Linked DNA regions of Mus musculus: all the other regions are linked to region 5. The links are chromatin loops, found by intact Hi-C in ENCODE. Cell type or tissue: left cerebral cortex. All regions are shown on one strand. Region 1 overlaps Cpsf6 (cleavage and polyadenylation specific factor 6). Region 2 has its middle 43 kb from the start of Gm32235. Region 3 holds the start of Gm51783 (a long non-coding RNA gene). Region 4 holds the start of Cpsf6 (cleavage and polyadenylation specific factor 6). Region 5 overlaps Cpm (carboxypeptidase M). Region 6 has its middle 13 kb from the start of Gm32235. Region 7 has its middle 11 kb from the start of Gm32141.

The links. Hi-C counts contacts between places; a loop is a spot of excess contacts. Peaks named below come from ENCODE experiments on the same cell type or tissue, not always from the same donor. Only the 100,000 strongest peaks of a DNase experiment are listed, where the experiment ranks them.
Region 1: a loop joins it to region 5, with 4 times the contacts of the local background. A loop is called at or near these places in 11 of 42 quality-filtered maps.
Region 2: it touches region 5 in a loop (13-fold over the local background); 18 of 42 quality-filtered maps call a loop at or near these places.
Region 3: a loop joins it to region 5, with 10 times the contacts of the local background. A loop is called at or near these places in 41 of 42 quality-filtered maps.
Region 4: it touches region 5 in a loop (3-fold over the local background); 12 of 42 quality-filtered maps call a loop at or near these places.
Region 6: a loop joins it to region 5, with 2.3 times the contacts of the local background. A loop is called at or near these places in 9 of 42 quality-filtered maps.
Region 7: a loop joins it to region 5, with 3 times the contacts of the local background. A loop is called at or near these places in 2 of 42 quality-filtered maps.

What each region holds. Positions count from the first base shown.
Region 1 is chr10:117,355,085-117,359,084 of GRCm38, forward strand. Cpsf6 (cleavage and polyadenylation specific factor 6) reads right to left here. Exons shown (of 10, transcript NM_001013391.2): 8 at 3,909-4,000; 9 at 851-1,040. The coding sequence ends at 854. Among named protein-coding and RNA genes, the nearest start is that of Cpsf6, 20 kb to the right of the region's middle. In left cerebral cortex, no CTCF peak of the experiment used is centred here; no DNase peak of the experiment used is centred here.
Region 2 is chr10:117,514,161-117,518,160 of GRCm38, forward strand. No RefSeq gene overlaps it. Among named protein-coding and RNA genes, the nearest start is that of Gm32235, 43 kb to the right of the region's middle. In left cerebral cortex, a CTCF peak has its summit at 1,813 (motif pointing right); DNase peaks (open chromatin) are centred at 1,817 and 2,266.
Region 3 is chr10:117,453,650-117,457,649 of GRCm38, forward strand. It overlaps Gm51783 (a long non-coding RNA gene), which reads left to right and starts at 2,865. Exons shown (of 3, transcript XR_003948948.1): 1 at 2,865-3,528. In left cerebral cortex, CTCF peaks have their summits at 826 (motif pointing left) and 2,014 (motif pointing right); a DNase peak (open chromatin) is centred at 2,023.
Region 4 is chr10:117,374,697-117,378,696 of GRCm38, forward strand. It overlaps Cpsf6 (cleavage and polyadenylation specific factor 6), which reads right to left and starts at 2,277. Exons shown (of 10, transcript NM_001013391.2): 1 at 2,143-2,277. The coding sequence starts at 2,202. In left cerebral cortex, a CTCF peak has its summit at 2,272 (motif pointing left); DNase peaks (open chromatin) are centred at 404, 1,526, 2,311 and 2,964; H3K4me3 peaks cover 2,996 bases; H3K27ac peaks cover 2,100 bases.
Region 5 is chr10:117,675,318-117,679,317 of GRCm38, forward strand. Cpm (carboxypeptidase M) reads left to right here. Exons shown (of 9, transcript NM_027468.1): 7 at 623-775. Among named protein-coding and RNA genes, the nearest start is that of Gm25709, 15 kb to the left of the region's middle. In left cerebral cortex, a CTCF peak has its summit at 1,859 (motif pointing left); DNase peaks (open chromatin) are centred at 91, 564, 993, 1,325 and 2 more places; H3K4me3 peaks cover 1,612 bases; H3K27ac peaks cover 1,629 bases.
Region 6 is chr10:117,569,969-117,573,968 of GRCm38, forward strand. No RefSeq gene overlaps it. Among named protein-coding and RNA genes, the nearest start is that of Gm32235, 13 kb to the left of the region's middle. In left cerebral cortex, no CTCF peak of the experiment used is centred here; DNase peaks (open chromatin) are centred at 1,744 and 2,275; H3K4me3 peaks cover 809 bases; H3K27ac peaks cover 216 bases.
Region 7 is chr10:117,433,994-117,437,993 of GRCm38, forward strand. No RefSeq gene overlaps it. Among named protein-coding and RNA genes, the nearest start is that of Gm32141, 11 kb to the right of the region's middle. In left cerebral cortex, CTCF peaks have their summits at 1,598 (motif pointing left) and 2,950 (motif pointing left); DNase peaks (open chromatin) are centred at 1,108, 1,592, 1,942, 2,319 and 2 more places; H3K4me3 peaks cover 579 bases; H3K27ac peaks cover 1,509 bases.

The sequences.
Region 1 (4,000 bases), 320 kb before region 5:
CACTCTTCATGAGTAAACACTGTTCACAAATATAAAATGAAACTACATGTAAAAATGAAGCATAAACAGACAACTCATCCTACTTTATGAAAAATGTACACAAGAAAAATTTAAAATACAGGAAAAAAAAAGACAATGATTATGGCTTATGAATGAAACATCAAAGAAAATTATTTCCACGTATTTCTAACTTGGAATGTATGGCTTGGCACAGTTTTAAGTTCCTAGATATGAACCCTAAACCCACTTTCTGCCTTCTTTGCAAATTAAAAAGATAGTGTTCCTTTAAAAATACAATCAAATGCTAGCAATTCTCATCTAAAAGTAATTTCTAAAAGGGAAAAAAAAATCCTCTTTCGCAGCTGAAAAACATCTTTTTGATTTATAACCTACTATAGTATTAGATCTTCTTTAAAAGTTTCAGGGACAAATAGAATTAATTCTAGGAAGGAAGAATAAAAAATTATTTTTAAAAATCCAAGCACTTAAATATTAGATAAATATTTAAAATCACATGCAAACAATGTATGTGATTACAAGAATCCCAATTTCCAGATTTTAGAAGTACACAATGAGTCCTCTTGATTATTGTTCTTGCTTTAAGACTATAAACAATCTGAAATCTAAGTCACAAATAACTCATGAATACAATATTCAAAGGGGAAAAGGTCAAAATCTTTTACCTGTGATGGCTTACCTGTTTTCAGATGCTTCCAGAAGATTAAATCAGAACAAGTACTTGGACCACTTAAAATGTAGGTATATTTACTGTATAAACAACAGCCTTGGAGTTATAATTGCTGTTAATAACACACACATACTAAATAAAATAATAAAAAGGAATGCCCACCTTCTAACGATGACGGTATTCTCGCTCTCGGTCACGCTCTCGGTCACGGTCGCGGTCCCGATCCCGGTGTCTCTCTCGTTCTCTGCTTCTCTCTCTGTAATAGTCATCGTGGCGATCTCTACTCCGAGATTTATGGCGACGACTCTTTTCCCGTGATCTACTATGGTCCCGTTCTCTTGATCGTTCACGTCTTCTAAAAGAAATTACTGGATTAATGCTGTCCGTTAACTGTACAGCTTCAAAAGATATTTAATACAGTTTTCTTTCCTTTACCGCTAGTTTTACTTTCTATGGTTTCAGCTACAAGCCACCAGTAGAAAAACTATTAATGTAAAATTTCAGAAATAATCTTATGCCATTCTGATTAGGGTATGAGTAGCGGCAGCGCCTAATGAATGAATGGTGAGGGAACGGATTGTTGCCATGGCCCTGTGGGAACTCCAAGGCCCTACCTAACTGAACCCCATTGAACACTGGCAAAGAGGATTCCCATACAGAGGAGGCTAGCTACACAGAGGAATCTGAGTATGAGTGTTTATGAAGAAAAGATCGGTGTGCAGAAAGAACGAAAGAAGCGACTTCCTCTGGGAGGTTTTTCCAACAGCAACTGGTACTCTAGAGAGACCTCCTATCTAGACTAGCTGACTGCACCCATCCACGAAGTTCCAAGTTGCAGGAGTAGCAGACCCCTGATTCTGTCTGTATCTAAGTGTGTCTGCCCTTTCTTCATTCCCTTGCAGCCCCTAGTCATGTATCCAGGACCCAGACCACCTAGACTGAGCCAACCATCATGATGAAATACTTTAGTCACCTTGCTCCTTCCTGCCCGCATTGGGAGCCATCCCTCGGCCCACTGCACCCACACTAAATGTTATTTGCCCATTAAGTATTCAGTAGTCTTAAGTATCATGGCAGTTCAGTGCTTATGCTTAAATAATTCTTGGATTATTTAATAATTGCACCAAAGTAGGAGAGTAGTGATGCTGACAATGTGGACATTGTTGTTTCTTTAAATGGAAAAAAAAAAAAAAAGTCATGTTGAAATTGCTAAGGTTTACAATAAGAACCCACGAAACAATGAAGAAAAAAATAAATTTATGCAAATTTTATCATCACATCTTAAAAGCCCAAAAATCATAGTCAAACCTCATAATAATTCCATTCGTTTAAATAAGAATTTATTTAAAAAAAAAAAAAAAGCCGGCAGTGGTGGCGCACGCCTTTAATCCTAGGCACTTGGGAAGCAGAGGCAGGTGGATTTTTGAATTTAAGGCTAGCCTGGTCTACAAAGTGAGTTCCAGGGTTATGCAGAGAAACCCTGTCTCGAGAAAAAAAAAAAAATTATTATCATGTTAATTGCTAAACCAGGCAACTGAACTTAAACATTAAGTGCTAAGCGTCTTGCTCGAGCTAGATGTTCCCACAATGAAGACAATGCATGACATAATCTCTAGTTACAACAAATTTGTTCAGAGATACTTACACTAAACCAAACCGGAACTAACAAAGTAAAACCTGTGTCCCGGGTGAACTCCTTACTCTTACTTAGGATACTACCTCCAGGAAAAGCATACTAAGGGCAGACAGAAGACCATCATTTGGGAAACTGGAGAGATGGCTCAAGGGTTATAAATATTGGCTGCTCTTCCAAAGAACTCATGTTCAATTCTCAGCATCCAAATAGTGGCTCATACCTACCTCTAACTTTAGTTCTGGGGAACCCAAGGCACTTTTCTAGCCTTTGTGGGCACCTAGCATGGGTGATTTATAGCCAGAAATGCAGGCAAAACACCTCCACATATGAAATCAAAATAGTCAAAATGTAGCTGTGTAAGAATGGATAACCAGGCTGATCTCTCTGTAAGTTCAAGGCTAGCCTCATCTACATAGTGAGACCCTGTCTCAAAAGAAGTAATATCATGTAAAGATTAACCATTTACCTCACAAAATATATAAAATTTCACAATTGGTAAAAATGCTTTTAAAAGTAACGCTTAAAAAACAGTATCTAGGGGCTAGAGTGATGGCTCAGTGGTTAAGAGCACTGACTGCTCTTCCAGAGGTCCTGACTTCAATTCGTAGCAACCACATGGTGGCTCACAACCATCTGCAATGGAATCCCATGCCCTCTTTGGGTGTCTGAAGAGAGCAACTTTGTGCTCATATATATAAAATAAACGCATCTTAAAAACACACAAACAAAAACATAGTATCTATTACAGGGTCTGAAAAGATAGCTCAGTGGTTCAGAGGACCAGGGTCCTGGTGCCCACATGATGGCTTACAATCCAGTGTTTGAGGGGACTCAATGAATGCTCTCTTCTGACTTCCTTAGGTACCAGAGAAATACATCCATGTTTGCTCGCAAACCACTGATACATACATTAAACAAATCTAAAGTAAAACTGCACCTATTACAAAATTACCACTCATTCATAACTCCCTCTTTCAAAATCACCCTGTCTCTTATATAAAGCAGTGTTTAACTACTAAAGCCCCTACCTTGTTCAACATGTGTTCACTAAGAAATGGGCATCAATAATGAATAGACAGTTATAGCAAATACTACAAAAGAAATAGACTCTGCAGACTATATTATATTAAAACATGAAGAAATACAGAGGCAAGTAAATGTTGGGGGAGAAGAAAACAACAAGAAAAGTGGTTCCAAGAAGGAATATCAAGCATAAAACTCAGTAAAGTGGCCAAATGCTTGATGTGTCCAGGAGAAGGGCTCATTTGGCTAGGGAACAGTAAGTAAGTATGGGAGTTATGAGAATCAAAGGAGAGATGACATCACGCAGTGTGCTTGAATGTACACAGATGTTTAAGAGTAAAGAGAAGACAGAGTTCCTTGCGTCTCGGGATTTCAATATATCATTCAGAGTTTTTTTTTTTTTTTTTTTTTTTAAATACTGCTAGGTACACAGTAAATAAAATCACAGTTCTATTTTTTTAGAAGTTGCGCGCGCGCGCGCGCGCGTGTGTGTGTGTGTGTGTGTGTGTGTTTGTGTGTTAACTAACAGTTTTAAAAATTCATGAGACAGGAACATTTTACCTGGATCCAGACCCATAGGACTTGGACTCGATTCCATGAAGGCAATCCTGCAGAGAGCTAATAAGAACTTTGCAACGATCATCTGCAGAGAC
Region 2 (4,000 bases), 160 kb before region 5:
CCCTAGCTTTTGTGTGTGAGGTTGGACACGGCAGTGCATGCCTATAATCCAAACACTTTGGAGGCAGAGGGAGGAAGTTTCCAGAAGCATGGTAGCTAGACAGGTTAGCCAAGCTAGTGAGCCCCAGATTCAGGCAGAGACCCTGCCTCAAAAAAATAAAGTAGAGAGAGCCGAGGAGATAGTTCAGAAGTGCAGACACAGGAGCAGAATTCCGACCCCAGCATGCGTGTCACAAACAAGGCGTGCTCCCAAGCTCACCCGTAATCTCAGCATGGAGTGAGCAGAGGTAGGGAGAGTGCTGTGGTTTTCTCTCTGCCAGCCTAGCTGGAAAAAGGAAAAACAAAAACAGAAACAGAAAATCAAGTTCTAGGTTCAGCTAGAGATCCTGCGTCGAAGGAGACAGGCAGAGAGGGTGTCTCAGTTAGGGTTTACTGCTGTGAACAGACACCATGACCAAAGCAACTCTTACAAAGGACAGCATTTAATTGGGGCTGGCTTACAGGTTCAGAGGTTCAGTCCATTGTCATCAAGGCGGGGGTGGGGTGGGGGGTGGGGCATGGCAGCATCCAGGCAGGCATGGTGCAGAGCTGAGAGTTCTACATCTTTATCTGAAGGCTGCTAGTGGAAGACTGACTTCCAGGCAGCTATGGTGAGGGTCTTAAGGCCACACCCACAGTGACACACCCACTTCAACAAGGTCACACCTCCAAATAGTGTCACTCCCTGGGCCAAACATATACAAACCATCACAGAGGGGGAATGCCCAATGCCTTCCTCTGACCTTTACATTCACAGGTATGCACATCTGCATACACACACAAACACACACACACGCACACACACACACACACACACACACACACACACACAGAGAGAGAGAGAGAGAGAGAGAGAGAGAGAGAGAGAGAGAGAGAGAGAATAAGGTAGAAAGCGATAAAGAAATGCTCTATATATGGACATCTGTGCTCTGTGTGTGCACACTTGGGCCCTTAGATCTGTCCATTCACATTCTCACGCACTCCTAAAGGGGTGTTAATCATTCACTTATCAATCTGTACCTATCATTGTTTACTTGAATGAACAATAACTCAGTAACATAAAGACGGTTATACTTGTAGAGAGGCATTTGGTCCCATCCGTTCCTCCGTTTAACAAATATCTACTGAGCACCTTTCATGGCCATCTCGAGTGGCTCTTCTTTACCCCATGGCTCTCTCCCTAAGCCCATGAAGCTGGCCGGCCACACACAAGGCTGCACTGTGCACATGGGACCGATACCACATTAGTCCCTTGTACTCCCAGCCCGAGGGTAGAACATTCAGTAGGGCACACAGGGCCACACAGCGGCTACATTCTGGAGGGGTTGTAGCATCAAGAGGGAGAGAGGACCCCTGGCTCCCAGGGCGCACGTGCCTGGCTTGCTGGAGTAATTCCATGGTTTAGCAGGGAGCCCATTGTGCAGGAATACAGAAGCACAATGCCAGCCTACCCAGTTTAATAAGAAGAGGAGAGAGGCTCGCAGCTAGACCATTCGGGACAGCCCTCCTGATTTTACCAGATGTCAAGGCAGTGGATATTACTGAGCCTTCGTTTTAGGCTTTATACCACAGTGGGTCAGGCACCATGGTAGGTGATCCCCGGCGGTGGGACGAGAGCAAGGTCCCCGCATCAATAGGTCTTATACCTTAATTTCCATGGCACTTCAGTGGAACTGGTCAACTAAAATATGCTTTGCCATAGATACCTTACTCTCATCTCCCTTAAGTGGCCAGCTTGAGTCCTAGGGCCTAAAGGCATGCACAATGGAACATGGCTTCTCTTGGCCACTAGAGGGCATTTCCTGCTTTCTGCAGGGGCTCCTGGTTCATTGGGTTTTCCTTAAATTAACTTTGGTATACATTAGAATTATTTGGAATTTTTTTTTTCCCTTTAAAGACGGGTGTCATGCAGTCTAGCATTGAGCTCCTCCAGACCATCCTGCCTCTACCTCAGGATGCTGGGATCACAAGTGTGTGCCACTCACTCTACCAGGTTGTATGCGGGGGGGGGGGGGGACGGGGGGGGGACTGGGGACGGAACCCCTGGCTTCATGCATGTTAAGCAAGCACTTTCCCAATGGAGCTGCATACATTTGTAGGCATGGAGAAGAAATGTAAACAGAGCTCTAATTCCAACGACCCCAGTCAGTGGGTGGGGCTTCAGGCTCCGTGATTTGCATATTTCCCTACATGGGTCTGACCCCAGTCAGTGGGTGGGGCTTCAGGCTCCATGGTTTGCATATTTCCCTACATGGGTCTGACAGATGGGCAGAGATGAATAAATAAACATTTCAGTATGGCAACCCCCAGTCTGACCTCCAGGGTTCCCATCTCAGGCTAAAAAACAAGACGATGACCTCTGATATATTCTTCTATGTCCCACGTATACCTAGCTCTTTACACACGTATACCTAGCTCTTGACACCCTAAATTCCTACTAGCTTTCTTTTTCTTTGCTCTGGCGCGCTGGGGATTGAACCCAGAATGGCATTCGCACTGGGCAAGCATCGGACCGTGGAGCTACTTCTCCAGACCAACTAAGACTTCTGATTTTATTTTATTGTTTTTGCTTTTGTTTTTGTTTTGAGGTGGGGTTTTTCTGTGTAGCCCTGGCTGTCCTGGAACTCACTAGGATGGCCTCAAACTCAGAGATCCTCCTGCCTTTGCCTCCCAAGTGCTGGGATCAAGGATGTGTATGCCTAGTTTTCTAAATTAATTTTAGAAGTAAAATTTGATTGTTATTGGGTTCAGGATTTTAATTTATTGATTTTTTTTCCTATATCCTCTTCCTCCTTCTCTTCCTCCTCTTTTTCTTTTCAGGGTTTCAAGCATACCTGACAAGCTTTCTACCTCAGAGCTACACACATGATCAGAGAGTGTTCTTCAGACACCTGGCACACAGAGGCACACAGCACCCATAATCGATGCCATTATAAAACACCAATGTGTGACCCCATCAAAGCATACAGGTAAGACACATTAAAAACAATAAATCCGTACAACACTCAATGTGATGTGTTTTGTGGTGTGGGGCGAGACTCCTCAGGTAGCCAGAATGCCAGACTCATGAAGGACCAGAGTTTGTGCCCCAGCCCAGCCCACGCTGACTCTGTCACTGAAAGACTTATGGTCCCTGGCCCACCACTTCAGCAGGGCTCTGATCTCCAAGGGGGATGGAGATTGAATGAGCTTGTTTCTGTTAAAGCCATTTACTAGCGCTTATAGCTCTAATCGCCAGAGCTGGGACCTTACCAGACTTAGCCCATGAATGCAGACAGGGACACACAGTCACTCATGCTGAATTATGACAATGTCCTACCGGAGAAGGAAGCCTTCTGGCCTCTCTGGTCACCTTGCATTCAAATACAAGAGCTGGGATTGGTTTTAAAGCAAAGTAGATATTGGAAGGTTGCATTTGTTAGCTGAATCCCTAAAGGCCCTGGCTTGAAAAGACGTGTGGTGTGTGTTTTCTGGTCTGTGTCAGCATTTCCAGTCAGCCCGACCCGCTGACCCGACCCGCTGTGAGTGCTGTCTGGAGGTAGGTGGGCGAGAGACAGAGGATAGCATACTCTCCCCTTGTGTTTCCTTGGCATCTCCCCCCCCCACCCCCTCCCCCCACTGTCGCCGCTGCTCCCCCCACCCCGCCCCCTCTTCCAAGCCAGATACAAGATTCCTCTCTTCTTCTGACCAGAAAATAAACGCTTACCAGAATTCCCTTCTGCAAGCACAGATATCTGTGAGAGAAGCCGTCGCCAGTGCCAAGCCCGGAGGGTCTTGCTCAGGTCACCAATTCTGTGTTTACATTTCCAAATTTGCTTTCTTCTCATTAGGCTCTGAGCAGCAGAGAAGCTAAGGAACCACAGCTGGGAGACCACAGAAACACTGAGTCTATGAGTTTTCCAGTGTTCTCTACTTACGGGTTTGGTTGTTGTTTTGTTTGATGTTGTTGTTAGTGGTGGCAT
Region 3 (4,000 bases), 220 kb before region 5:
AATAGGAGTTACCTTTCTGTTTTCAAGATCTATCTATCTATCCGTCTATCTATCTATCTATCTATCTATCTATCTATCTATCTATCCATGAGATCTTAGAGTTGAACAACAGGAAACTATACCAGTGTTCCAAACCACCTGGCAACTGTCAGATGTTGCCAGTCACAAAATCCACTTCCAATAAGATGCCAGACCTGTCAGCAGCCTTGGTTTGGGAGGTTCTTAGGGACACTTGCTACTGGCAATATGCTGGCAAGCCTACCATGTTCACAGCTTGTGTGAAAAATATCACCCAGGCACTTCATGTCCTGTTGCCCGACGACCTCCAACTGCTGTCCTGCCTCCCTCAGGGGGATGGGGTTAGCAGAGGATATCCACTCACAATGAGATGTCTCACTTTCTGCGTTCAGATGAGACAATTCTCACTGTTTTCTTTAGTAAGAAAATGTTTCCCGAGAGAATTCTTCTTCTTACCACATCATTGAGCTCTAAGAGAAGTTAGTATCTCTCAATGATGGAGACACACTCTTCAAGATCTAGGCTGGCCTGGTCTACATAGTGAGTTCCCTGTCACCCAGGGTGTTACAGTGAGACCCTGTCCTTTACCGAAAGCAGCCTTCATTTTAATTTGGTGTTGCTTGGCCTGTACTGTGGGGCTGTTAAAAGCCACACCCATAGCCTCTGTAGAAGAAATAGATGGCAAAAACTTCAGTAGAACATCGAGGGTGGGGCTGGAGAGATGGCTCAGCAGGTAAAAGCAATGACTGCTCTTCCAGAGGTCCTGAGTTCAAATCCCAGCAACCACATGGTGGCTCACAACCACCCGTACTGAGATCTGATGCCCTCTTCTGGTGCATCTGAAGACAGCTACAGTGTACTTGTGTATAATAATAAATAAATCTTTGGGCCAGGGTTGACCGGAGCAAGCAGAGGTCCTAAAACCTCAATTCCCAACAACTACATGAAGGCTCACAACCATCTGTACATCTACAGTGTACTCATATACATAAAATGAATAAATAAATCTTAAAACAAAGAAAAAGAACATTGAGGGTGGATGAGATTGACCAGCTTGTCTTAGGAAGGAAAGAAGGCTCAGGATTTTGCCAATGACCAAGGGTTTCTGCCAGTCTCATCACCTCGGAAGCTGAGAATGAAGGCATGGAAGAGAAAATTCTGCAGGGCTGAGTTAGGGTTCCAGTGATGTGGCACATTACCTGAGATGCACATATTCAATAACTTTTCTCTTTCACTACCTCTGCTGGGTGGTGGACTAGAGGAGAGGGTGAACCTTTTTAAAAGTAGGCTGGAAAAAAAATGTGTGCCTCCAGGGCCTCTTCAAGGGCACACCCCAATGTCCTGTGTTCCTTTATCCCCCTTCCTAACCGTTCTCAACCTTCCTAACACTTCCACTCTTTGAGACAGCTCCTCATGCTAGGGTGACCCCCAACCATAAAAGTATTTTCATTGCTACTTCATAACTGTAAATTTGCTACTGTTATGAATCATGTTGTAAATATCTGATATGCAGATGGTCTAAGGCGATCCTCTGAAAGGGTCGTTTGACCCAGGTGGGTTGCGAGCTACAGGTTGAGAACAGCAGCTGTAGACACTACGGTCCTCCAAAGGGTTAACTTTGGCTCTCAGTTTGGGTTCAGAGTCCATCATAGTTGGAAGGTCCAGTGCAGACGCAAGAGGCTTCCGGTCACATTTCATCCACAGGCAGGAAGTAGAGGGCCTTGAATGCTGTCACGTGACTTAATCCTTTTCGTTTAGTCAAGGGTCCCAGCCCATAGCCTACATTAGGACGGGTCTTCTCACCTCAGCCCAACTTAGAAATCCCTCACAAACATGCTATAGGTTTGTTTTTTAGGTGATTCTAGTTCCTGCCAATCTGATGATCGAAGAGGGTGTTTTTGTTTTTTTTTTAGATTTTTATTTATTTATTTTAATTTTATGTATGAGTGGGTTTTGCCTGTTATAGCTGCACCACATGCATGTAGTGCCTCTAGAATCCAGAAGAGGGCGCCAGAAACCAATGTAACTGGAATTAGGACTGAGCCATCTTATGGATGCTCTGACCCCAACCTGGGGCCTCTGCAGGAACAGTAAGTACTCTTAACTGATGAGCCATCTCTCCAGCCCTTTTAATGATCAGTATTAACCTTGACATTTTTTAAAACATTCCATCATCTCCCAAGAACACCACAGGTGAGCGAGCAAACCTTTAGCAAACGGACTCTTAGGGGACACTTAAGGTCCAAATCATAACAAGTGGCTAGAGATGATTAAACAAGAATACTGGCAAACTCAACAAGTCTGGGCAACTCCCCTGCAGCAGCTTATCTCCCGAGATTTGTTTCAAGGACTTCTCCTGTAGTAAATTATTAAACAGTGTAAATCTACATCTGAGATAAAGCAAAAGGAAGGGAATGTTGTTTGAAGTTGGAGGTCAAACATTCAATGGCCTCGTGCTGCACGGACACCTGTCCTTTAGCACAAGCACAAGGGTTGGGTAAATGGAGACATAGTTGCAATTACCCTGTTTGAAGCGCTCCTGTTTCTGTGCCCAGGAACGGCTTGAAACCTGGAGGAGAAACACTTTCTCACCAGGGGGAATAAGGAGCTGGAAGTTTCGGGACCATCTTGCTTGCACACCTGCTGCTCAGAATCTGGGGGAGAGGCCTTTGCTAAGCCAAGTCGCCAACACAAAGCTTCTCCAAAGGCCAACAGGAATAGTGGCATTGCAAGAAGATGTGTGCCATGGTAAACTCTGAGTGTGGCCACCCCAGAGGGTCGTGAGGCAGGGCCAGCTTTTAGTGTATTCGTTGCTGGAGTTACAGAAAGGAAGGCTTCTAAAGGCAAAAATGAGAAAGATCACACAACCTCTTTTGTTGCAACAATCCTTTGGCCAGGCAGACTAGTGGACAAGGGCGTTCAAAGGTCAGAGGTCAGTCCAAATTTAAACAGAAGACGGCGGATCAAATGTCCTTGCACAATCGTGGTGTAGTGTGTAAGGTTGTAGATGCCCTTGTTCGAGGCTGTGATTCTGTCAGTCTTTGGAGGGCAGTCCTTTTTATCCAGGACTTGGTGACAGTCGCTACTCCAGGGCTTTCCAGCTTGACCTAAGTGACTCTGTTTTCTCTCTGACAACCTTTACACTTTCCAACCCCACCCTGCGAAGGCCTATACCTGATACAAGATCCCCTAAGCTGTTACCGTTCGTTCCTACGTCAGGACTTGCTCTTACCCTGTTCTCTCTGACCTACAATGTGCCATCTCAGGTGACCTTCTGTGTCCCCATGGCCTGGAGACAACGCATTGTCCTGGGCTCCCCTGTTCTACCTCCTTTTCCGCCCCTGCCACTCTGGCAAATTCTACTGTTTATTAAAGTTCCCACCCTGGCCTGTGAACTGGAAGTGGCTGTAGATTGTGGAAAGAAAATGTGGTCTTGTGTGGGAGGTTCCGGCACGGTCTAGAATTTCAGCACTCTCAGTAATTCTCACCCTGAGTTGACACAAAGACTAGGTGAGTGAAGATGCCTAGATTCTACTGTAGCTGAAATCTGGGGGGGAAGGGAGGAGGCATGAAAGGTGGGAGCACTCCTAACAGGGATCTGCCAAGTAAATGCCAGGTGTCTGAACCTGTACTGTCCAGGGAGCCTGTGTGTCTCCTCTGGACCAGGAACTGGTCTATCTTTGAGGCCACTGGGGTTCCGGAATTCAGAGCCTTCTCAGAAGCCCCTATCCCACCCCACCCCGCCCTCCGCGTGTCCCGGAGGCAGCTCAGCCACTTTGCCGGACTCCCTGCCCAGCTGAACCTCAACATTCCTGATGAGACCGAGGAAGGCGCTAATTAAACTAATCACGGGAGAGAGCTGCTTCCCGCTCGTGATCCGTTTGCGAGCACCTCCATAACGAGGTTATTATTATGTGTAAGGGGAGTTTGGCTCTAAATTTTAATTTCCTGGGACACCAGAGCCAATGCCAAGGAGGAGTTT
Region 4 (4,000 bases), 300 kb before region 5:
AATTAAAAAAAAAAAAAAAAAGTAAACCTGGGATACACAATAAGTTCTAAGTCAACAAAGCTACAAGACTGGGGGACTAGGGGGGGACCCAAAAACAAAACCTAACAAAAAGGAGGGAGGGAGGGAGGGAGGGAGGGAGGGAGGGAGGGACCAGAAAATTAAATCAATAAATAATTTTGTTGTTGCTTTTAATTCTGGTAGAATCTCAGAATGATAGGGTAATCAATGACAGTAACACAGAAAATATAACAAATCTTAAGATAACTGGCAACCTTTCTGTGGCTACTTTTCTTGTTCAAAATTCAGAGCAAGCAAATCATAAAAGTCAATTATACGAAGAAAACAGTAACAAGTAATGCCTCCGGAGCGAGGCTATAGCTCAGGGTCGAATGCTTAGCCAGATGTGCAAAGCCCTGGGTTCATTCAGTATCCAGAGCTGCAAACAAGGTATTTTGGGAAAAGTTACTTAAATCTCCCAATTAATCTACTTAAACCTACAAAGATTTTACTTGTAAAAGTACACAACCACGTATTAGATACAATGCTAAAAGTACCAAGTCAACGAAAAGCTACAGTTATAAAAAAGAGGCCTACAAAGTAGTTCCTCGTTGAGGTCAAAAAAGTTTAACCTCTCCAGGCACTCGGAAGGCAGAGGCAGAGGCAGAGGCAGGCGGATCTCTCTGAGTTCGAGGCCAGCCTCGACTACAGAATGAGTTCCAGAACAGCCAGGGCTACACAGAGAAACTCTGTCAGCAGTAATTAAAATCCTACGACAATTTGCTTTTCTTTTCTAACATTTAAGCCAAAAGCACAGTCATTCTTGAAAAACGAAGCAGTAAGGATTTAAGAGTTTTCACTGTTTCGTTCAAGTCTTATATCCCTAGTCATAAACAATGGAGGGAAAACGCCATACAAACCAATGGCATTTTATTCAGGTTCTCATCCGTACCTTAGAATTTTTTAATATGGTGGGGTGTAAATTTGAAAACCGTGAATATAGGAAATGCACTAAAAAAAAAAAAATATTTAGAGGGCAGTAAGAGGCTAGACGATCCAAACCCTGGCAAGCAGACCCTTCCAAGGATATTTATTCATCATGAGACGCTGGTTCTAGGCATCCCAGGCGGGTGAGACCGGAAAACCTTACACGTCTCACTTTCTCCAGCCTTTCAAACCGTGAAGTCGAGCCCACAGGGCAAACACTTCGCTTTCAAACTACAGTCACGTTCACAACGACTTGTCAGGCACGCTACCCAGGATTCCGATTCCGAGTGGCCGGTCTCCCTTTCAGTCTCTCCGGTCTGTTAAGCTAGGATACCACCATCTTTTTTGTTCTGTCCAGCCACCGCGCTCCCAAGTCTTTGGCGCAAGCCATTTATCCTCTCCGATATTTCGCTTCACAAAGGCCAAGGACTGGGCCTCGGAGGCACTGCAAACCCTCGATGACCAAGGCGGGCCGACGCACCGACTTTTAAATGCGATCGGTGGCTCCAAAAGTCAGATGACTTGTTGCGGATGGAACCAAACCTAAGCAGCCTTCCCTTAAGGGGACCGGCGAGCAAGGAACCGGGCGCCACGCCGAAACCCGTCGCAAAGGCGAGCGGGAGCCCAGGGAGAGCGGGCGCGCGGGATACAAAGGGCTGTGAACGCGGCCTTCCATGAGGCGACCGTGCGCGGACAGAGACACAAAATGGAGCGGCGGGAGGAGGAATCGGAACCCGAGGCGGCAGGGCCGGGATGGAGGCGGCGGGCGAGCGCGCGGCCGGGCCAGGGCTTCCCCTCTGGCCGGCCGCGGGGGAGGGGGCGCGGCGGCCCGTTCTCCCCGCCCCGCACACGCGGCCTAGCTCGGCGGGAAGCGCCCGCCACCGAGCCAACAATGGAGCGGGAGACCGTCCGGAGGAACCGGGCGGGCGGCTGCAGGGCGACCGGGCCCCGCGCTCCAGAGCCCCGCGGCCCGCAAAACGACGCGCGAGAACAAGGGCTGAGGGGCCGTCGCGCACGGCGGCGCGGCCCGGAGGCGCCAAGGGCGCACGGTCTGCAGCGAAGCCGGCTCGCGGCCCGCGGCGGCCCTGGTCAGCCGGGCGTCCGGGCCGCGGCACAGTCTGCGGCGGCGGCGGCGGCGGAGCCCGGACCCTCACGTACCTGGTTGAACTCTTCACCCACATCCGCGTAAATGTCTATGTGGTCCACACCGTCCGCCATCTTCCCTCGGCCTCGGCCGCCGCCGCCGCCGCCTCCTGCAGGTCGGCCCGCCGAGGCAGCAGCAGCGGATCTGGCGGTGGGGGCGGGGCGCCCTACGTCACTTCCGAGGGGCGGAGACCAGGGCGCAGCGGCCCGCTGCTGGTGACGGGGGACCCCGCCGAAGGTCCGCGGCGGTTCCGAGGCGCTAACTCGTTCCTTTGTGTGCAGGATTAAGCCGCGGCTGGGGCAGGGGCGTGATTTCCTGTGCTACCCCGCCATACCGCATGCCATGGAACCCGCTTGTTTTCAGAGACTGTCTTTTCAAACTGCTTCTGGCACTATTTATCTATCTACATATCTATAGATGAGAGATCTATCTAGTGAGAGATATAGATATATATACATCTATATAGAGAGAGATAGATATTTATATATTTGCGTTTTCATTTTTTTCCTACTTTTTTTTTTTTTTTTTGCTTCCAAGGTTTCGAGAGATGAGAGTTATGTGTACGCAATTAAAAGCGAGATATGATGTCCTGGCCAATGTCTTATTCTTGCTTCTTCAGACAACTGAATTTTTTGAGTTATTTGCATATAGCATATTTGCATCTCTTATCTTTATGCAGTTGTAAGCATCTTTTCCGCTCCTTCCTTCACATCCTCCTCTTCCCCCTTCCTCCCCCATTGCCCTTGCTTTTACCTTTTTATCTCTGTTGTAGGTTTTCTCCAGCCATCGTTCAAAGGATTCTATCCTCATTTTTAGAGCACGTACAACAGAGCAGATGTATCCTAAATCAACGAACTCCTGGATTCAGAATGCTGAGCTAGAAGGGAAATTAAAACGGTGGCTTGAGGTCCAAACATCCCGTTTTACAGATGAGAGAACTAAGGACTCGTAGAGCATAAGTTATTTAACTGGGGTTACATGGCTCGTAAAAGTGCACACCTTTTGACGCCGATATATGATTCAGAGATCTCTCTCCATTTCCAACGGCTCCACCTATTTCTTTCCTTCCCGTTCAAAAACTCACCAGGTCACTCAGCTGCCTGTGTGCTTGATATAAATTCAGTTCCCACAGCGCTCTCAAGGAGCGTAGAGAGAACCGAACCAAATCCTCTTAAGTAGTCCTCTGATCTACTCAGCACCTCTGACTGCTCTCACTTCCAGCCCCACCCTGCCAAACAAATTAACAAAAAAGCAAAACAATAACCAAAATAATAATAATAACAAAAATACCAGATGCAGACTGGTCTGAAATCATCAAAAACCTAAAGAAACATCTATGCTTGAGATGTCTGTAAAATCTTGGTTGCAGTCACAGAGACTAATCTCTTAATCTGAATAAACATTTCTTTAAATTCCTTTTTTATACATCGGGGTGTTTTGCCTGCATACAGTCTGTGTACTACACATGTGTGCAGTGTCCTGGGAGCGCGCAAAAAAGGACATCAGTCGACTAAGACTGGTATTAGACAGGTTTATGAACCACTACATGGGTGCTGGGAATCAGACCCTGACCCCGGAAGAGAATCCAGCGCTATTGACCACGGTACAAACGGGACTTAACGATGGCCACCGCTGTTGAAAAATCCTAGACTCTAAATTTTGTTTACTTAGAGGTCAAATGCATGCGGGGCAATGATGGCCCACGCCTTTAATCCCAGCACTTGGGAGGCAGAGGCAGGCAGATTTCTGAGTTCGAGGCCAGCCTGGTCTACAGCGTGAGTTCCAGATCAAGGGCCACAAAGAGAAACCCTGTCTCAGGGAAAGGAAAAAAAAAAAAAAGTCAAATGAATGCTGAGTAGCGGTGGTCCCAGG
Region 5 (4,000 bases):
CACCTGATGCGGGTACTGGGCACCGAACTCAAGTTTGCTGGGAAAGTACCAGTATCCGTCTTTCCAGCCCTACAGAAATACTTTAAAAAACAATCATATTCTGCTGTCTTTCCCAGCCTGTTTATCCCACTACCTTTTTGCAGTAGAGTCAATAAACTAAATTTTCCTTTTTGCAATATTTTTAACTTAAAATGTCTTTGAGAACATGAGTGCCCCATTTACACCGTGTCCTGTCCTCCTCTGAACCTCTTCTTAAAAACAGCCTGTACCCACATAAAATGTAGCCTCTACCCTCTAACCACGCCCCTACTCCTTTCTAGTTAGAATGCAATTTAAGGGGGAGGGGTGCTCTTGAAATGTAGGATTTTAAGGGAGGGGGAAATCATTTCCCATCTCTGACTTAATTTTGGTGCATAACTGAGTTTCAGTCAGCTGCACCCCAGCTACCTCACGGGACCCCGTGTCTGTCTGATCACGTGATGAGTTGTGAAGCCCCACGTGACGGATGTGTTAATTCACAGCCAATGCCTCTTTTTCTCATTCGCTCGTCTCCCGGGCACGTGATACTTGGCTCCCTTCCACCACTGGTCCTTAACAAAAATGAGATGTGCTTGCTTTGCAGGGGGAATGCAAGATTACAACTACATCTGGGCCCAGTGCTTTGAAATTACCCTGGAGCTGTCGTGCTGTAAATATCCTCGCGAGGAGAAGCTGCCGCTCTTTTGGAACGATAACAAAGCCTCTTTGATCGAATATATAAAACAGGTGCACCTAGGTTTGTGTCCTATATCTTCTTGTTAACACTCACAGCGTGGGTAGAACCTTTGCGTCGAGCATATACAAAACCTCCTCCGGGGACTTGGGGCTGGACCTGGTTTTCTATGCCAGGACTAAGGGTTTGAATTCTCAACGTGTTATCTACAGTGTGTGAGAGATGCTAGGCTTAGCTGTTCGTTCGTAAGAGAGGATGAGTCACTTGTTTTGAGGGCGTAAAAGCCCAGAGTTCCCCCAATTTTACATATGGAATGATATGCAAATCTGGCAAAAAGATCAGGAAAACCGGATGTACTCTTGCAACATCTTCAATCAGAAGCCTAGTTGTAGCCCGCTGCGTGGCTCTGCAGGTAAATGCGCCTGCGCCAAGCCTGGTGCCCTCCGTTCATCCTGGGAGCCCACAGGGTGGAAGGAGAGACCTGACTACTGTCCTCTGACCTCCAAACTCTTATGCCATAGAGCACGGGGGCCTCCCCAAGACAATAAATATGTAAATAAGCAAATGTAAAAATTTGAAAATAAAACCGAGTGCTGCCGGCACCTTTATAACATTACAAACATATCATTGGCTCCCTCCACCTTACGTAATCACCGTGCTGGGTCCTTGGTTGTTATTCTGACATTTCAGTTTCCGCTGGCCTTTTCCCGTGAGTCCTGGAATAACTGAACCATCATCCATTAAGGCTCTCCCGATACTGATTCTTTAGTAAGTCACTCTGAATTCTTTTGTGAAGTCACCCTTCGTCACTATCATCAAGGAGGTGTAACAAGACATGAATATGTCTCTGCCCCTCGCTGCCCTCTCTGTCGCCTTTTAATCTAGCCATCGGGATGATGGGATGATCCACAGAGCGCTGAATCAGGGCCAGCTTCGCATGCCATGTTTAATACGGTATTAGTGTGCAGAAGCTGTGCAGCCCGATAAATAATAAGTAATAAATAATAGCATAAGCATCGTTGGCAATGGTATATTGAGTTTATGAGTCCATTTAATTAGGCCGTATCAAGAATATTTTTCCACCCGCCTGTCCCTGTAATCTGCTGAGAACTCAGATAACAGTAGGTTTATTAGCACGTCAATCCTGCCCCCTTGTGGTTTAAGACAGGAATATTTTTTTCTGACTTTAAAAAAAAAAAAAGAAACTATTTCAAAATACTGATGTGGTTGTTGCTACTTATTAGAAAGTCTTGCTCCACATTAGTGCCCTGCCTGCTGTCAGAGAGAACTGTCTCTGTAGGTGATGATGTCAGAGAGAACTGTCTCTGTAGGTGATGATGTCAGAGAGAACTGTCTGTAGGTGATGATGTCAGAGAGAACTGTCTCTGTAGGTGATGATGTCAGAGAGAACTGTCTCTGTAGGTGATGATGTCAGAGAGAACTGTCTCTGTAGGTGATGATGTCAGAGAGAACTGTCTGTAGGTGATGATGTTAGAGAGAACTGTCTGTAGGTGATGATGTCAGAGAGAACTGTCTGTAGGTGATGAGGGCAAATGCTCCTATATAGACACTCCCTGGTCTCTGCCACGCTGTTCATTCATTGAAAGAGTTCACCAAGTGCTAGGAAGTTTGTGTGTCTAAGATGGTGACTCATCTGAAAGGCTCAGACCTGCCCTCTGTGGGAAAGAGAAACCTCTGATGTAGCACGCGGGCCTTTCTTTGCCTGAAGGACAGAAGCCGGTGTAGGCGTCAAGCTCTTAGGCTGGTGTCCTGTTTTGAAAGCTCACAAAAGTGTTAAACGTCAGTATGATCGGAAGTTGGAGTAAGAGTTCTGCCCTGCTGCACGCCAGCCTGCTCTATGGCTCCGGAGGGGCTACTGGGACTCACAGAAGAATTCAGTCTAAACTTGGGCTCTGTAGTATTATGGGCTGTGTTAGAGGATGTTCTCAGTGTGCGTTGGAAAGAGGATCTTTAGATTCTGAGGCCCAGGTAGCTTGTCTCATCTCTAGGAAGCAAAGCACAAAGGTTTCAGTGCCGCCCCTGCTTTCCCCGCTCTCTAAGGCGGATCTCAGCCTTGAGGCTGAGGGCTCACCACCCTCAGATACCTAAGCAAACTGGCCTAAGAAACTGGGTGGGAAGCCAGGCAGGGGTGGCTCATGTCTTTAATCCCAGCACTTGGGAGACAGAGGCAGGTAGATTTCTGAGTTCGTTTCCAATACTGGCTTTTTCTCTCCTGCTATAGCAGCTCTTTCTGAGCCTGTGGGTCAACTGGTCTCTTTTTAGTGTCTGACTTCAACCCCTGAATACACGTAAGGACAAATATCAATGAGACTTTGAACAAAAAAGATAAAAGGAGGGGAAAAAATGACAGGGAGATAATTTTGCAGAGTTGACCTCCGTAGATAAAGTGGAGAGGAAACTTCGCCTTTGATAACCCACTCCAGAGCAAAGGAGCCAGGAATTGAACCCGAAAGGCACCAGGGGGCCATCTAGGTCAGGGGTTGTGTAATAGTTGAGATAGAGACTCTTGTGTGAGGTGAGATAACGCTACTTTGTTACTAATATCAAAACCTTCACCTTTCCTCTCAGTCTTTGTCAGAGGACACTATTTATCATGTGCCTGGTGTTTTTCTTTCATGATGAATAATGGCTGAGTGTAGCTATTTGGACATTGTTACCATTGGGTTTTGGTTTGGTTTGGGTTTTTTTTTCATTCGTGTCATTGGGCATAAATAAGTTACCTTCAGATAGTCCAGTTTGTCACTGGAGGGAACAAATTGGAATTGTGACTGATGCAGTTTAGGGGAGAGCATTTCTTGGGATGTAGGAAGCCCTAGGTTCAATCCCCAGCGCTGTGAACATTGAAGTCTTGAAGTGGGCAAGTCTAATACAATGCTTTAGTGTGGATTCCAGAGACTGCCTCCATGGATCTCAAATCTGGCTATGTAGTTGGCTGAAAAATTAAGGTTATTTAAGGCATGGATTTGACCTTGACCCATCAAAAAGGGGGAGGAGGAAGAGGAGGAGGAGGAAGAGAAGAGAAGAAGAAAGTTATTTTAGTCACCCAAAGCCTTATCCTTCACATTTGCAATCGTTTATTTTGTTTTGCAGTCTTGGGGACTGAACCCAGGAACCCAGGGCTGTGTTTATGGTGCTTAGTGCTAAACAGTAATTCTACCACTTAGTGCCACCTCCGCCCTATGAAACTCTGATAACATTGTCATCTTGTAGAGTTGATGTAAAGATTCATTGAGAACATACACCCAAAGCCCTCAGTATACAGACTGG
Region 6 (4,000 bases), 110 kb before region 5:
AGAGTAGCACTGAATCACACGGGGGCATTATTTGAATTATTAATCCCACTCTCCAAGACCAGTTTAAAGGTTAGAAAGCCCCAAGTCTTTTAAATACTCCAAGAACCATAACTTCTGAGACCTTGCACCTCTTGGCCACCCTCTTAAGTGTGTTGAGCATTAAGGGGCGGGGGGGGGGGGTGGCATTTTGGGCACCCGTTAAAAGAAAAGGGATATCTTTTCCTCAACTATCAGAGGGCTCAGGCTGCCATCTCTTTAAAGGAAGCCAGATCAAAGAGAGAAAGGCAAGACAAATTTATTTATGCAAAAATATTACAAGATACGGCCCTTTCAGCAAGGAAGAAGGAACACCCAGGGAAACAGTTCTTACAGGCACCTGTGTAAAAGTGTGACTACAGGACACAGTGCTCCGTGAGATGGCGACTCACTGGAGGGCTGCCCAGAGAGAGGAATACCACAGTCCAACACTGGCACTAGTGACTTGAGCTAGCAGTTTGTGTGACCCCACAGAGGTCAGACAGCAACGTGCTTGACTTAAGATGCCCTGTGGTGTCGGAGGCTGAGACATCCTAGAGGACCTTGATGCAACCAATGCCTAGGAACCACTGACTTGGAAAGCATCATTGCTTTTATACAGTATTCTTTAAAAAAAAAAATCTTGAATATTTATTTGTTGGCCAGAATTGCTTTACTAGTGGAGAACACTCAGTGAATGATAAAACTCCAAAAAGAAAGTGGAAATTATGAAAAACAAACAAACCAACCACTGAAATCTGAGAGTGTGTCTTCCTTCCTGAATTATCTATCACCTGCCATGTGAAAATTTGTCAGAAAAGACATTTTCCTTTTGAGTTATGGCCACTCACTAAAGTTTTGTTTTGAGTGACAGCGTTTGGATCTAGTGGCACAGCAATGAGTTGATGAAATTCACTCCCAGGGCAAAAGCTTAAATGTTTCTCCCCCTCTCCCTCTTCCTCCCCTCCCCTTCCCCTGCCCCTCCCCTCCCCCCTCCTCCTCCTCCTCCTCCTGTTCTTTTTGAACACAGGAGAGTGAGGACAGAGAGAAAAGGGCAGAAATCGTCCTACCCTCACATACACAGCTATTTTAAAATATAATTACACATTTGGCAGATGTCTCTATTAGATTGCCTGGAGGCAATCGCATTTGCATCAAACACTTCAAGGCAGGATGTTAAAGAAGCACCGGGCTGGTCAGAGCGTGGGCTGGAAAGGACCAAAGTCTTTGGGCTTGCACTTGGGTTTGCACTCCGAGCCTTCAATCCACCTCGCTCTGCACCAGCTTTTTGGTGGGGCAGTGCGAGTCTCTTCAGCTCTCCTTTCTGCATTAACCACCTTTGTTTTTCCGTCTCTGGGTCCCAGGGTGAAACCAGCCTCCCATCAGGACGGATTTGCTCTGAGCCCAGAGACTACCAAATATCCAATCATTCAGGACGGAGAAGGCGGGGAGGGGAGGCAATCGTTCGCCTAGCAGGAACCTGGGCACATATGGCTCTCCTGGGGGTTCCCTATGAGTCAGAGCCAAAGGCGAAGCAGGTTGTGAACTCTGCAGCGGAGCAGTTGCAGAACCAGAGGTGGACTTTCACATTTGCTCCCAGATGCCCGAACTCGAGTTTCCTTCTACTGAAATCCGAGCTGGTGGTAAAAGGCATAAAAGTGGCTGCATTAGGAGCTGGCTCACAGTCAGCACTTTCTCCTTGAACAGCAGGAAGGGTTTGCACTCGGCTCGAAAAGCAGCTGTGCGAACATTTCAAGCAGCTGGGTTTGGTGGCGGCCGTAGACGCTTAGCGATGCTCCATTTCTGGAGCTAAGTTAAGCGCTCCAGGCTTGCTTGCTTGCGAGCAAAGGTGACTAGGGAAGCAGGCTCAAAGGCAAACAGCGAAAAGAACCAGGTTCCCCACCTACCGAAGTGAAAATCTTTAACAAACTACCTAAAAGGGGGTGGGCGGGGTGGGGTCGAGCCATTGTATTTTAAGTTAGGAATTAGTTCTTTAATGCTGTAGGCAAAGCACTTACCTGATAGGGCTTATCTGTTGGCTGGAATTCATCAAGGTAATGGGTTTGTTTAATGGTGTTTGCAAAGTTCAAATCTGCTGTGGGAAAGATTCAACTCGTTTGCACCATCATTAAGGAATGAATGAGAGTCATAGCATTTAGGACTGAATGCTACACCAGGAAGGAGCATCCTTTGAGCTTTTCTCCCTGAGGTTCCCAGGCAGGATTCCAGCCTTCGGGAACCAGGGATGACTAATTCAGTGCAATTGCCAGAGCTATGGAAATGAAACACCCGCGCAAAGCTCTCCCTTTGACTTTAGAAGCTGATGAATCCACAGTAGAGCTGGGGTATGAACGTTTTTTCCAAGGGGCAAGGAAGAAAAACCATTTGCCCTTAATTGTACCATTAATGGACTGTCATGCTAGCTTCAGCTATCAGGAGAGCCCATAACTATTGTCGGAGAAAGGATGGGGAGGCAGACCCACAGCAGGCATCAGGTGGAGTCTAGTTCAGACTTGTGCAAGAAGATTGCTTTAGGAATGGCAGAAATGGAAAAAAATAGGTTCTGTGGCTTCAGCTTCTACTACAGAGGAAAAAAAAAAAAAAAGAAAGGGTACACAGAACACTTATTACTTGCATTGTACAGCAGCCTGACAGCCTTTTGTGAGTTTGCAGAGGAAGGCGGGAACCATCGACATTTCTTTTGGGGGCCACAAGAATAGCGACCCAGACACAAGAACATTAGGAAGGTCCAGGGTAGACTCCTCAGATATGGGACCTCATGTGCAGATGTTATTAGAAGCTGTAACAGTAACACACACACACACACACACACACACACACACATTCTTTCCTCCTTCGGGCCTCGAACCTCTGCTGATCTGCACAGGGCTAGCTACTTTTTTTCATTTACTACCACAACGCACGAATTTATTCCAGCCACCAGTCTCCTGCTGCCATATTACTCTGCTCAAATGCCTCGGTCACGCTTACTACTTTACAAGACGGAAATCAGGGTTCTTACATACAGCAGATACCTTTTCATCTAAGGTGAGAATAACCTGGGGGGCTGGAGTCCCAGGAAGCCAGCAGCCACTGTAGTACCCCCACCCCCTGCTGGAGGCTTCTGAGTCCTTTGTCTCTTGAGCTCAAAGAACGGGTTCCATGGATAATGTGAGGGTGAGGTTTTAGAAAGGAGTGTATTAAGTGAGTGTATGTGGCAGCTTAAGAAGTAGGAAGAGGGCAGAGGTCCTGTATAGGAAAGGCAGGTGCTGAGAAAATGGTTGCCACTGAGGGTCAGTCAGTGTCCCTGTCTGGGCTGAAGCATGGTGGGAGGGGGGTGCGGGGGAGGGGTGAGCTGGCAGTTTGGTTGCTCACCCACAACGTATCCATGCTCCTCTTTTGTCTGTACTAGAGTTTTCGGGACTACCTCTCTCTCAAACGGCCTCCAGGGAGCTGTGTATAAGAAGAAAACTAACAAAAAAAAAAAAACAAAAACAAAAAAAAAAAAAAAAAACAAGAAACAAAAACCACTAGGAAGCAGAGCCCTTAAACACTTCTGACATTTCCAGACTCTGACCAAGACAGCACCAAACACATCGCTGGCTTCAGGTCAAAGATGAAGAACCGAGGGCCCGGTCCCTTACGAGCTCCTGTCTCCTGTTCTCATTCACACAGCCTGGGTTTCTATTAGTTATTATGGTCTCTGATCTGTCTGTTCACACTCTGCCTCTCTAGCCCTGACAGATGTCTTTTGTTTTGTTTTGTTTTCCCTTTCATTTCTTTTCTTTTTCTTTTCTTTTTTTTTTTTTTTGTTTTTTTTTTGTTTTTTTTTTGTTTGTTTGTTTGTTTGTTTGTTTGGTTGGTTGGTGGTTTTTCGAGACAGGGTTTCTCTGTGTAGCCCTGGCTGTCCTGGAACTCACTCTGTAGACCAGGCTGGCCTCAAATTCAGAAATCCACCTGCCTCTGCCTCCCGAGTGCTGGAATT
Region 7 (4,000 bases), 240 kb before region 5:
AAAATCCTGCTCTATAATATACTGCCCCATAAACGCTGCTCAACGGAAACCTCAGGCTAGCGGTTGGCAGGTGCATTCTCGTTGCCCTTTTTTGTTTAGCCAATGTTGCAGAAATGTACTACTTGGGGGTGAGGGTGGGGAGAGTCAGCTTTGGTGAAGACAGAACCTTGTTTGCATATGGTGCTGGCAGCACCGCCCAAGGACAGCTTGAGGAGACCTAGGCTCCCCCCTGTGCCAGAGTCCCTCGGTCTTGCTACTGAGTTCGCTCCCTTAGGCATTCGCCTCCTGGAACTCCAGACGAGTTCTTGGTCATCTTTTGCCATGATTTTACCAATCCTCAGAGCAGCAAAGGTATTTCTTAGAAAGTCCCAGGTAACGGGTGACCTGAACCTGGAGCCAATAACTTGAAGAGGTTCCTAATGTGTCCAGCCCTGTTCCAGGCAACCTGCGTGTATTTCTTCATCTAATTCGTCCAATAGTGCCATGAAGTAGGTCCTTGCTAGTGTTAATTCAGCACTGAAGAAACCAAGCAAGGCTGGGGTGAGGGGTTGGGGTTGGGGTTGGGGGAGCTGGCAGAGTGCTTGCTAAATTTGTGCAAAGTCCACAGCTCAATTCCCTATTCTCCAGAAAGCAGGTATGGTCGCACGTGCCGGTAATCCCAGCACGCAGGAGGATCCGAAGATCCAGGCCATCCTCAGCTATATAGAAAGTCCAAGGCCAGCCTGGGGTACTTGAGACCCTGGCTCAACACAGATGAGTAAGTTAATTAATAATAAAAAAGTTTAAAGAAAATAAAAGAAATCAAAATGCAGAATGTTCAAGTAGCTTGTATGTGCTATCAGACAAGAATTTCAACAAGCTGTCTAAATCGAGGGATCCTTTAAACTAATATTTAAGAATAGCCCATACAGTGTGTTCAGACGCCTCTTATCTGTTTAAAGAGCCGGCTCAAACCAGCCTGGAGACAGAATATTTTCAAACGTGAACCATCTGGTTGTTACAAGTCAAACCACAGGAAGCCTGCATTAGAGTTGGCTCTCCGGTTGACTGTGCCCAGCCTCTCTCTCTCTGGTTTCCGCTTCTCTTTGAGTGTTGACTTCATTCTCTCAAATAATGGCGGTGCTTCAGACTTGTTTTCAGTGTGCTTATTAAAGAGTACCCTCAGGATCAGCTGCAAGACTGGGCAGAAGAGGAAGTCAAGCCACGATGCTCTCAACCAGGGTCAGCTCAGTAAGAGCTTCAGAATTCTGCGCTAACAAAGAGACAGAGTAAATAAAAATGACCCGAAGGCCTTCCCGTGGCCCGGAATCTGACCTCAGCAGTGACAGTATATGACTTTGTTGATTGTGCTGACCTCTATCATTGAAATGTCCCGAGGGACTGAAGAGCACGCATACCAATGAGAGAAAAATGTCACTGCGACGAGGGCCGGAATCTTGCGACTCCATCAGGGAGAATTCTCCCTTTCATGGTGGCTCCCAGATCTCGTTTAGCCTGTAAGCTAACAAGAAGAAGAGGCGGTCAACGCACACGTGGTGGCCATCACGACAAACGGGATGACCTAAGAGACAAACGATTAGACGGCAGCGCCACCGTGTGGTAGTCCACGTCCTCACCGCAAGCTGAGGTCGGAAGAGGGTGTCTCTGTGATCAGGAAACGTGCAGTTTTTGTGACATACAAGCAAAGGGGAAGGGCAGGTCCGCGTCCCCACACTGGATTCATATTTTCTGGATTTGTTGATGCCCTCCCCCAGTTCTGATCTTGCTGGCCTCTGTACTGCCTGCCTTACCTATCTGAACTGACCGTGTACCTGTGAGCATCCAGTGTAATATGTTTATTCCACACAGATTAATTTCAAGTCCTCGGGGCAGTTTTCCGTCTGCTCTGTGCATAGTGCACAAGGCTAATACAGTTACAAGAGCCCAGAATGTGGCGCCGGCCCAGCTCTCTGGTGATGCTGCTGCACGCACACACGCGGCACTATGCTGACACCTTCCTTTTCTAGATCTCTTGAATAATCCACGTTGTTCTGCTCTGCATCGGCCTCCTTTAGATACTCCAGGAACTGCTAAACACTCGCTTCTCTCTGAGGACACGTCTAGTTCTTGAGCTCCTTGCTTCAGTTTAAAATTGAACTACCTGGCTCACCCACTCTGCGTTTTCACAAGATGCCTGGTTACCTACCATTTAGTCCAGGTTCTGCCGTTAGGGGTCCCACGCTCTGTTTAGCCTTTGAGCGGCAGGTCTAACACTGGATCAAATCTCCTTGCTGTGGCTGGCCTTTGGCCATCTGTCCCAGAAGGGCAAGCCTTGTTCTCCCAAACTCCCTCTGTCCTCTCTGGATTCTTCCGTATCGCCAGCATCTCAAGTAGAAGAACCCAAACTCTTGCTGAAGCAAACCTCCACCCATTCCAGAACAAAGCCAGGGCGGTCCTCAAGCCAGCCAGGTTTCCCCGGCTATGGGCATCTGTTTTCCATGGCATGGTGGCTGCACCAAGAATGAGGTCCTCTCTCCGTTAAAGGGCACACCCTTCAGAGAGGACCTGGAGCACAGGACTCTCCTGTGTCAACAGCAAGTGTCTGGGATGTGATGCACTCAGTCAGCACTTTGGTCCATTGTTGAGTAGACAGAGCACTTCCGGGGAACATCGTGGAGGGATAGGGGACAATTACACTGAGAGCATTAATGCATTCAAGTTTTACAGTAGGGTTGTTACTTCTATCCACAGGTTTCTAAGCATATCTCTCTGTGTGTGTGTGTGTGTGTGTGTGTGTGTGTGTGTGTGTGTGTGTGTGTGTGTGTGTAAATGTATGCATTCCACGGCAATTGTCTATTGAGTTTGCTCCTGGATTACCTGACTCCTCTCATCACCTCCAGGTCTAATTCTTAGCAACACGAGGACGATATTGCGCCACCTACTGTCCAAATGTGTCCTGCCCTTTCTGCTTCAAATTCTCCTCTCATTAGACCTAAAATAGCGCCCTCGTCCCCACTCCCAGCCCCCTCTGGCTGCCTCTCACGGTTGGGTTTGTAATTTCCACTTGGCCTTTACATTTCCATCCAGCCCCGTGGGCAGCCATCTCTAAGCCTGGTGTCCAGCTGAGCTGGCTTTTATGCGCTCACAGCAGCCCTTCCAGGTGCCCACGGTGGTGGTCCAAGGATCGCAGCAAACCGGACTGCTTATGTAACTAGAGACATAAATTGGTCCCAGGAGTCCTGCAGCGAGTTACTGAAATAACATTCTCTTTATCACAGGCCCGTTTCCACAGGGCCTTTTTACGGGGTGCTTATGCAACAGCCGCCCCGTCAGCAGAAGTCCTGGAAGCGAAGAGCAGGGTGATATTTACAGTGAATAAATCATCGAATTCATTACATAAGAACTTAAAAATACTAGTGTTTCTCCTAAGAACTTGGGAAGTTCAGAAAAATCTATACCCGGTCTTAGCAGAAAAGTGACGTTTCAAAAATTCCAAAGCAGTCGGTTAATAATTTCAACAGAAGCGAAACTCGAGCACCGTGGGAAACGTCTTCCCAGCCTTGACTGGCATTGACTTTCGGCTAGTCTCTTCAATGTTAAGCAATGTCAGCCAGTTAAATAAATGTCCACAAACGAAGTCTTTGTTAAATTGAAATTTGTTTTGCTCCAAAATGACTGTTTACACAAGACAGAGACCTATGCAGTGGAAATATAAAGGCATAAATGAGGAAGGAGGCTACACAGGAGATTTCAACTCTCTTCGAATAGTAGGTATATCAGAGGGCTTCATGTTACTGTAACGAAATGCCTGAGACAATCGACTTACAAAGAGGAAAGGTTTATTTTTGCTTATAGCTCTACAAGTGGTAGGTAGCCTAGAACCAGATGGCCTTAATCTTTGCGGCTCTGAAAAGATGTGGCAAGGCCATCCTCCTACATCTGAAAGACACTGAGATATTGGGGTCCCAGAGTCCCCTTCAAAGACATGTTTCTAGTGACCCAAGGACCGAAGGTTTTATGA